Linked DNA regions of Homo sapiens: region 1 is linked to region 2. A link is an interaction called in ENCODE POLR2A ChIA-PET data of the cell type or tissue named here. Cell type or tissue: GM12878. All regions are shown on one strand. Links, peaks and the distances in the headings refer to the core of each region. The heading gives the core; the rest is flanking DNA.

Region 1 (4,487 bases), core at 1-4,000, 320 kb before region 2:
GGAGGATGTCCACAGGAGTAGGAGGAGGCTGGGCACTTTGGGTCATGCCTGTAATCCCAGCACTTTAGGAGGCTGAGGCTGGAGGATCGCTTGGGGCCAAAAGTTTGAGACCAGCCTGAACAACATAGCGAGACCCCATCTCTACAAAAAATTTAAAAATTAGCCAGGCATGGTGGTGCACAGCTGTAGTCTCAGCTGCTCAGGAGACCGAGGTGGGAGGATCGCTTGAGCCCAGGAGGTCAAGCCTGCGGTGAGCTATTATTTCACCACTGCACTGTAGCCTGGGCAATAGGACAAGACTTCGCATCTTTAAAAAAAATGTTTTTCTTTTTGTTTTTGTTTTTTGACACGGAGTCTCGCTCTGTCGCCCAGGCTGGAGTGCAGTGGCGCCATCTCGGCTCACTGCAACCTCTGCCTCCCAGGTTCACGCCATTCTCCTGCCTCAGTCTCCCCAGTAGCTGGGACTACAGGCGCCCACCACCACACCCGGCTAATTTTTTGTACTTTTAGTAGAGACAGGGTTTCACCATGTTAGCCAGGATGGTCTCGATCTCCTGACCTTGTGATCCCCCCGCCTCAGCCTCCCAAAGTGCTGGGATTACAGATGTGAGCCACCGCGCCCGGCCAAAAAAAAATGTTTTTAAATAAACAAAACAAAGCAAAAGAAGTGGGAGGAGAGTCAGGGAAGAGGGGGTAACATGGAAGCCAAAGAGGACGTGCACTACAATCCCCCAGGGAGGCTCTAAGGGTGAGGCCAATGGAAGGAACCTGGAATGAGCCTCCCACAGACTGTGAAATGTCCCCAGGGAATGGCTCTAGTGATCACCGTAGCCCCCCGGGTTCTGATAATTCCTCTGGCCCAGCAAGCCACCAGGGCAGCTCCTCTCCAGAGCTGGCTGGAGATGCTACGTCACTGGATGGAGGCCTCCAGAATAAGGCCTTGGAAGCCGTGCTGCCTGAGACTGCAGTGTCAGAAGGGTTTCTGAACACGAGCTGGAAGCAAGAGGACCAGAGGGAGAGGCATCTGGAATACATAGTGTTGGGTGGTTGTTGCACACACAGACACGGTGAGCTTGCTCATTGCAGTAGCTGGCATGCCTCACCCTGACTGTCACTCTCTCATGATACTCCCAAGAGTGGGTGGAGACTGAAACTGCCTTTGCAAATATGACAGTGAGCGAAATCTGACCTGACTCCATCCTACTTCTAACCTCCAAGCTGCCCTTGGTCATTCCTGGATATCGGCCAAGATAACTATGGGAGGAATTTCGTTTAACTTTTTTTTTTAATTTTTTTTTTTTTTGAGACTGGGTCTCACTTTGTTACCCAAGTTGGATTGCAGTGGCCAGATCATGGCTTACTGCAGCCTCCAACTCTTGGCCTCAAGCAATCCTCCAGCCTCAGCCTCCTGAGTAGCTGGGACTACAGGGAAGTGCCATCATGCATGGATATTTTTTAATTTTTGTAGAGATGGGGTACCTCTATGTTGCTCAGGTTGGTCTCGAACTCCTGGGCTCTGGCGATCCTCCTGCCTCAGCCTCTCAAAGTGCTGGGATTATAGGTGTAAACCAGCTTAGTTCAATTTTTTTTTTTTTTTTTGAGACGGAGTCTCACTCTGTCACCCAGGCTGGAGTCAGTGGCGCGATCTTGGCTCACTGCAACCTCTGCCTCCTGGGTTCAAGCGATTCTCCTGCCTCAGCCTCCCAAGTAGCTGGGACTACAGGTGTGTGCCACCACACCCAGCTAATTTTTTTTTTGTATTTTTAGTAAAGATGGGGTTTCACCATATTGGCCAGGCTGGTCTTGAACTCCTGACCTCGTGATCTGCCCGCCTTGGCATCCCAAAGTGCTGGGATTACAGGTGTGAGCCACCTCACCCAGCCCTAAGTTTAACTTTAAAAAAATGATAAAAGCCCCTTCCCAACAACTAGCCCCTCCTTGTTCATGGACTAAACCACCTTTGTAAAACTAATAAACAACCAAAGATTAGGCTTGTGTGAGGAATATGAACTCTGCTAAAGTGGAGGCCAACTTCAATGACAACCAGCCATTGTTCCAGAAGTCAAAAGATTCATAACCTTCCCAGTTGCTCCTATAGATAACATCACTACTGGAAAACCTAAGATTGGTGTTCAAGGTATCTTTTAGATCCTGTATTGTAATGGACCAGCTGGTGCCACTGTGACTGGTAAAAGGGCTCAGCTGGTCACATGATCCCACCCAGGGACCGGCCCAGCTCAAGAAGATAGCTCCGGGCTGGGCGCAGTGGCTCACGCCTGTAATCCCAGCACTTTGGGAGGCCGAGGAGGGCGGATCACGAGGTCAGGAGATGGAGACCATCCTGGCTAACATGCTGAAACCGCGTCTCTACTAAAAATACAAAAAATTAGCCGGGCGTAGTGGCGGGAACCTGTAATCCCAGCTACTCGGGAGGCTGAGGCAGGAGAATGGCATGAACCTGGGAGGCAGAGCTTGCAGTGAGCCAAGATTATGCCACTGCACTCCAGCCTGGGCGACAGAGCAAGACTCCGTCTCAAAAAAAAAAAAAAAAGAAGGTAGCTCCAGCCCCCTAGGATTTCATCCCCAGTGCAAACAATGAGGATTCCCCATTCCCTAGCCCCCACTCACCAAATTATTCTTACAAAACCCTAGTCTCTGAATTTTCCAGGAGACTGATTTGAGTGATAAACTCCAGTCCTTCCACGTGGCTAGCCTTGCATTAATTAAGCTTTCTTTACTGCAATACCGTTGTCTCAGTAAATTGGCTCTATCTGTGCAGCTGAAAGAAGAGCCAGTCAGGCGATTAGACCATCAAGGGGGAGCATATACAGCTGACCCCAAAGTCATGTTGTCAAATGCATCCTCCTTTGTGTCTCTGAAACCATCACTGCAAAATTATAACTGAGAAAATTATGACAGTCAAAGAAATCAGACCTAACCAATTTTACGCTGTCCTTGTTCATCCTGGGCATAGGCTGAACTAACTTTGGGAAGTAATTCAGTTCATGGTTTGACTCTGAAACAAAACTGATAACAGCCCTTTCCCGAAAAGACCCCCTTCTTTCCTGGGGACCAGTCTGACTTTGCAGGACTAACAGATTAGCTACAAGATTAGAAATGACAGTTTAGGGGCTGTGCAGCCTCTGGCTCCAAGAGTCTGAACCTCCCCAGATTGCTCCTGGGGGTAACATTACTTTTATAAAACCTAAGGTCAGTGCTTGAGCTATTTTGCAGGCCCTGCACTGGATGGATCAGCTGACACCATCCAGACGAGTCATCGGGCTCCACCAGTTCTGCCATCCTACCCGGGAACAGAAGACAGCAAGAAAACCTCACTTCGACCTCCCATGATTCCATCTCCAACCTGACCAATCAGCACTGCCCACAAGCCCCTACCCGCCAAGTTATCTGTAAAAACTCTGTGGCTCACGCCTGTAATCCCAGCACTTTGGGAGGCCGAGGCGGGGGGATCACAAGGTCCGGAGATCGAGACCATCCTGGCTAACACAGTGAAACCCCGTCTCTACTAAAAATACAAAAAAGTAGCCGGGCGCGGTGGTGGGCGCCTGTAGTCCCGGCTACTCAGGAGGCTGAGGCGGGAGAATGGCATGAACCCGGGAGGCGGAGCTTGCAGTGAGCTGAGATCGCACCATTGCTCTCCAGCCTGGGCGACAGAGCGAGACTCTGTCTCAGACAAATAAATAAATAAATAAACAAACAAACAAATAAATAAATAAATAAAATAAAACTTTGTAATCTCAGCACTTTGGGAGGCTGAGGCAGGCGGATCATGGGATCAGGAGTTCAAGACCAGCCTGACCAACATGGTGAAGCCCTGTCTCTACTAAAAATACAAAAATTAGCTGGGCAGAGTGGCGCGTGCCTGTAATCCCAGCTACTCAGGAGGCTGAGGCAGGAGAATCGCTTGAACCCAGGAGATGGAGGTTGCAGTAGCCGATATCACGCCATTGCACTCCAGCCTGAGTGACAGAGCAAGATTCCATCTCAAAAAAAAGAAAAAACCAACTCTGATCCCCAAATGCTCGGGGAGACTGATTTGAGTAATAATAAAACTCCGGTCTCCCGCACAGCTGGCTCTGCATAAATTACTCTTTCTCCATTGCAATTCCCCTGTCTTGATAAGTCGGCTCTGTCTAGGCAGCGGGCAAGGTGACCCCTTGGGTGGTTACATCTCCGTAACTGGACTTAGTGTGGCTGCTGTGACCCACGTTCCAATGGGACAGCAAACCTGTCTCTCCTACCCTGCTTTTTTTTTTTTTTGAGACAGAGTCTCGCTCTGTCGCCCAGACTGGAGTGCAATGGCGCAATCTCTGCTTCCTGGGTTCAAGCAATTCTCATGCCTCAGCCTCCCAAGTAGCTGAGATTACAGGCACACGCCACCATGCCCAGCTAATTTTTTTGTTTTTACTAGAGACAGGGTCTCATCACGTTGGCCAGGCTGGTCTCAAACTCCTGACCTCAAATGA
Region 2 (5,216 bases), core at 747-4,746:
GAGGTTGCAGTGAGCCAAGGTTCTGCCAGTGCACTCCAGCCTGGGTGAACACAGTATGACTCTGTCTCAAAAAAAAAAAAAAAAAATTGTTTTCGTGACACCTTTTTGAAGAGTCCAGGCTTATTGTCTAATATCATTATTTGCATCCTATAGACTAGATTGCATGTGTAAGCAGAATTGATAAGTGCTTCAGTTTCTTTAATTTTTTAATTGTAAATATGTTAAAAATCATTTTGATTCAAGGTAAAAGTGACATTCATTTTTCTTGTTCTTTGGTAAGTGTGGATTAAGTTGGTAACCAGAAGGAGTTACGGAGTGGTTCAGATGTCAGTGGAATGTGTGTGTGGGTAAATTTGGAACAAGCATCCACAGTGGTTTCTCAGACTCACACCCATCCGGAGGTAGTTATCTGGCTTAACATAGTGAGGATTTTATTTTAATATTTGGCCATGGTTTTATAAAGAAATGAACTTAACAATTGGAAAATTTAGTAAGACAAACTATATTTACATAATTTTCAAGAGATACTTTTGCTGTCAGATCCTTGGATGAAGACTAAACCTTAAATCTCTCAGGAATGCATCTTTTTCTTCTTCCCTCCCTCAACACTTTCCTATTGATTTAAAAAAAGAGCTTTAACTGCAGCTGAGACTAATACAGGATCCAGCTGTAGCTTTTTTGTTGTTGTTCATGTATCCGGTGATGGGCACAGCAAACTCATTGTATGAAAAGCCAATAAAGGAAAGGGCAGGGTGGGAAAAAAAATGACACTCCTCTAAAAGTATTCAAGAAATAGCAACAGGGTCTCGGAGTCTCCCTTTCAGATGACTGATTTAAATTCCATTCTAAAGTATTAATTTTGTTCGTGACTAGTCTAGAAGGCATTTTAATTTTCCCTTTTAATTATGTACACGCCACGTAACCAGAGAGTATATGTGAGGCTGACACATTATTTTCCTTGGAGGCAGAAAATAGTAAAGCATGAGAACCCAGAGAACTAAACGCTCCTCTTGTAAAATAGGGCAAAGATTCTTCAAAATACTGTTCATGTTCATGCTGGTATAGAGATAGCAAGGATCTGTGAAAGAAAGCCAGTTTCTCTTAAATTTGTTCAGTAGTACTCAAATTTATGCATTTACCATACAGCAAATAAATTCAGAATCAGTAGTTCAATCAAACTACATTCCACATTTGCCTATCTGTTTCAGTGTAATTTCTATAAAAGATTTGCATCTTCTGCTCTGTCTTAACAGGACCAGGTCCATATCACCATCCTGTAGCTGAAAATGAATTATGTTTTAAAGTGGTTTTTATGATCAATGTAATGATCATAAGACTAGTGATTTTCACATACTTATCTCAAGCATTTTGTTTTTCTTTTTTCACATTAAGGGGGTCAGATTTCTCATATTTCTTGTAATTGTAGCCAGACGTCCTGTTTGGGGACTATTAAATACCAATGGTGCCTGTGAAGAACTCATGCGATTCTGTGGTAACCATCTGAGTTATTCTTTGTAGATTTGATTTTATGGACAGGCCTCTTTGAAGTCCTGTACTCTATTTTTAGAAGCTCTTTTTTACGTTTCCGTGGTTCAGGGCATCAGTCATAAACATATTTATTATTCAGCACAAAAATGTTGTTCAGTGTCTTAAGGCTGTTTAAACTTTACGGAAATAATAAACCAGTGGCACTTCAGTGGATGTAATATATGAGCACTACTGAACAAATTTAAGGGCGGAGAATTTTGCGGTCCTTCACAGATTGCTGCTCTGTCTGCGCCGCCATGAACGGTATTTTGAAGAATCCTTTCCTATTTTACACTGAGAGGGTTCCGTCTCCATGCTTCTCACACGTTTTGATTTTCTGCCTCCCACTGAAAGAAACGCTTTTGTAGCCCTTCAAGAAACTTCCTACATGTCTCCCCTCCTTCTCTCCTGCCTCATTATTACTCCTTTAAAGAAAAAAAAAAAAAAGAATAGTCTGATAGCTTTCTTTTCAGATTTATTTTATTTTATTTATTTTTTTTGAGACGGTGTTTCGCTCTTGTTGCCCAGGCTGGAGTGCAATGGCGTGATCTCGGCTCACTGCAACCTCCGCCACCTGGATTCACGCGATTCTCCTGCTTCAACTTCTGAAGTAGCTGAGACTACAGGCGCCCGCCACCACGTCCAGCTAATTTTTCTATTTTTAGTGGAGATGGGGTTTTACCATGTTGGCCAGGCTGGTCTTGAACTCCTGACCTCAGTCCACCCGCCTTGGCCTCCCAAAGTGCTGGGATTACAGGCGTGAGCCACTGAGCCCGGCTCTTCTCAGATTTATGTATGATTGGTTTGCTGCTCTGTGTTGTAGCAGAGACCCTGTGCTCTGAAGTAATTTCTGATCCAGTGAAATATTACAGGAGCGAGGGACTGTGCACCTTCAGTGTATTTGGTAATAAAGCACCTATTCTCTTTTTAGAAATCACTATAATCCACATGCCATTATAGTCATCCTTTTAAATTACACAATTGAATGGCTTTTAGTATATTCATAAAGTTGTGCGACCATCAGCACTATCTAATTTTAGAACATTTTTATCACTTCAAAAAGAACCTGGGCCCCATTAGCTGTCATCCCCTCCTCTGCAACCCCTGGCAGTCATTCATTGACTTTTTGTTTCCATGGACATGTCACGTAAATGGAATCATAGAATATGTGGTCTTCTGTGTTTGGCATTTTTCACTCAGCAGGTTCATCCATGTTGTGGCATGAGTCATTTTCCCAGGTTCATCCGTGTTGCAGCTCGATTCAGTGTCAGTGTCTGTGCTTCTCCTGTGGGTGGAACTGAGACTTGGATTGGTTTTAGTGTTGGGAGTGGTCAGAGAGGTTTTGCTCACCTCTGTCACATGGTTGAATCTGTGGCTGTGTGCTATCTTGAAGGTTTTTAGGTTTGCTTGTGTTTTCTTCCTATTGAAAAGGTTGAAGTTTATTTTAACCCGTATTATTTGAAGGACCACATCAAATCCTTGCTATTGAAATCCTTTAGTTGATAATCTTATGAACAGTTGCATCTGGAGTAGAATCATGTTGTCTGTAGAAAGTTTTTACTCTCTCTGAAGACCAATAGTGGGTTCAAGAAACAGAATTCCCCAAGGGAGCCATACTGAAATCTGTTAACAGAAGCGTGAAGAGTCTACTTCTCGGGGATTCCAGTGTGATCCCAGTGGTGGACATAGGACAACAAATTTCCATCCCCTGTTCACCCCAAAATCTCGACAAATGACAGGGAAGAGACTGGGATGGGGGGCAAGTGGGGAGAAGTTGGTCAAAGCGTACAGTCTTGCATTTGTAAGATGAATAAATTCTGGAGACCTCATGTACAGCCCTGTGACTACAGTTAGAGATAACGTATTGTATGCTTGAAATTTGCAGAGTGATTTTAAGTATTCTCACTACACAAGCACAAGGTAACTATGTGAGGCGAGAGGTATGTTAATCTTCCTGACTGTGGTCATCATTTCACAGTGTCTCCTTAATCAAGACATCGAGATGTACACCTTGAATATATCCAATTTTTAGTTGTCAATTGTATCTCAACGTAGGTGGGGAAAAAAGAGCCTGGGAAGGGACCTTTTGCAAAGGATAGAGTGTAACACACTTTTGGAAGGAAACTACAAATGGGAAACCTATAAGCAGATAAAACAGAAGGAGGGTTTAGAGTAAGCAGGAGCAGCTTCTGGGCAGCCCCTCACGGGGCTGTGCTCAGACTAGTTAGTGTTTGGATTTTGGGTTCTGTTGGTGATCGTGGAAATTGTGCTGCAAATAAGGAGAATTCAAAGGCCCTCCGAAGCCACTGTGCTGGGAGGGTTTTCTACACTCTTCTCTGTCCTTTCCTGTTCCTCTTGTTTTGAGGAGTCTACAGCATTTTACCCATAAGCAAATTTTCTTTACAGAGATTGGATTCCTTGCCTGGGGAGAATTGGAACTCAATGGGTGTGTACCAACACCCCAAGTAAAGCTTTTTAACATTTTTGTTTGTTTGTTTTGTTTATGCGGCTTCTCCAGTAAAGGGCCCTATCTTTTTCATCCCCAAGAGAAGCCCTCCAGTGGACAAGCTGTGCTCACAAACACAGAACATAGTGAACCTTCCCATTTGAAAGGGAAATCGAGTGAGAAAAGTTACCTACACGCAACACCAAAGGAAGACATAGCTAGCTTCATCGCATTTTTAAATGTGTACAAACAGCAAGGACCTCCAGATGGATGAAAAAACCCAACAGCGTGAAAGAGAAAATTTAAAATAAAATTTCTATAGAAACAGAGAAAGCTGACATCAAAAGAATTCAGAAGATAGAACACTGAAAAATGGTCATTGGCAACTTCCAGGAAGATGTGACTTGGGCACTAGGCTTTGTCTCACTTCTTACCTCCCCTCCCTTGAATCACCAGATCCCCATGGAAGTGATTGAGAAAAAGAGAGATGAAAAGCTGAATCAGAATAGATAGTGGGATCAGGGTGAAGAAATACCAGGGCCTGACTCATCACTCTGTTTCCTTAGAACTCAGTGCAGGGTTGTGAGGAACATATGGAGATGTGGTGTTGGCTGTGCTAATTTGGGAGAGCAGAGAGCGAGGGAGGCCTGATGACCCTGAGTGGCCACGGGCAGCCGGGGTGGGCTTGTGCAGCAGCGATATTGATGAGCAGCTGAACTGGGAGGCCAGAGGACACACGCGGCTTCAACACGCTCAAAACTGCTAGAGCTTCTCCTGGGCGCCACAGTCCTCCTTCCTGGTGCATTGGGTGGCATCCCACCCATCTGGAGTGGAAGCCAGGTCTAGACAGGGAGAGTTAGATGCAGAAACTAGAAAACAAAAGCAACACGATAGGCTCAGAGAAGGAGGCTCCCAGAGCTGACGTTCCCTTGAAGATGGACCACATCTCTGAATAGGCAGTGCAGTTTATATATGCATCCTCCAGCCTATAAACTTAGAGTTAGAAAACAGCAACAATAAAAACCCACCAACGTTTAGCAGCATTCTGAGGAGGAGGTCCAGCTATTCTTTTTTTTTTTTTTGGCTGGGGGGGGGTTGGGGGAGGATGGGTCTAAATACTATTGTTCAGAAATAAAGAATAAAGCAACATGTTTCCAAAAGAAAATAGGAGGGGGATATAATTTTTGAGGCAGAGGAATAGTATAATTTAGAAAATAGTAATTATAGAAATGAGAAGTAAATT

Evidence for each region. ChIA-PET counts read pairs that join two places held together with the same protein. Peaks named below come from ENCODE experiments on the same cell type or tissue, not always from the same donor. Only the 100,000 strongest peaks of a DNase experiment are listed, where the experiment ranks them.
Region 1: POLR2A ChIA-PET joins it to region 2 with 5 read pairs; 2 of 35 experiments call an interaction of 5 or more read pairs at or near these places.

What each region holds. Positions count from the first base shown.
Region 1 is chr7:6,568,250-6,572,736 of GRCh38, reverse strand. No RefSeq gene overlaps it. Among named protein-coding and RNA genes, the nearest start is that of ZDHHC4, 7.0 kb to the left of the region's middle. In GM12878, for the core only: no CTCF peak of the experiment used is centred there; no DNase peak of the experiment used is centred there.
Region 2 is chr7:6,248,087-6,253,302 of GRCh38, reverse strand. The region is part of intron 1 of CYTH3 (cytohesin 3); the gene reads left to right. Among named protein-coding and RNA genes, the nearest start is that of CYTH3, 22 kb to the left of the region's middle. RefSeq lists an enhancer at 2,618-2,777. In GM12878, for the core only: no CTCF peak of the experiment used is centred there; a DNase peak (open chromatin) is centred at 2,802; H3K4me3 peaks cover 1,284 bases; H3K27ac peaks cover 3,175 bases.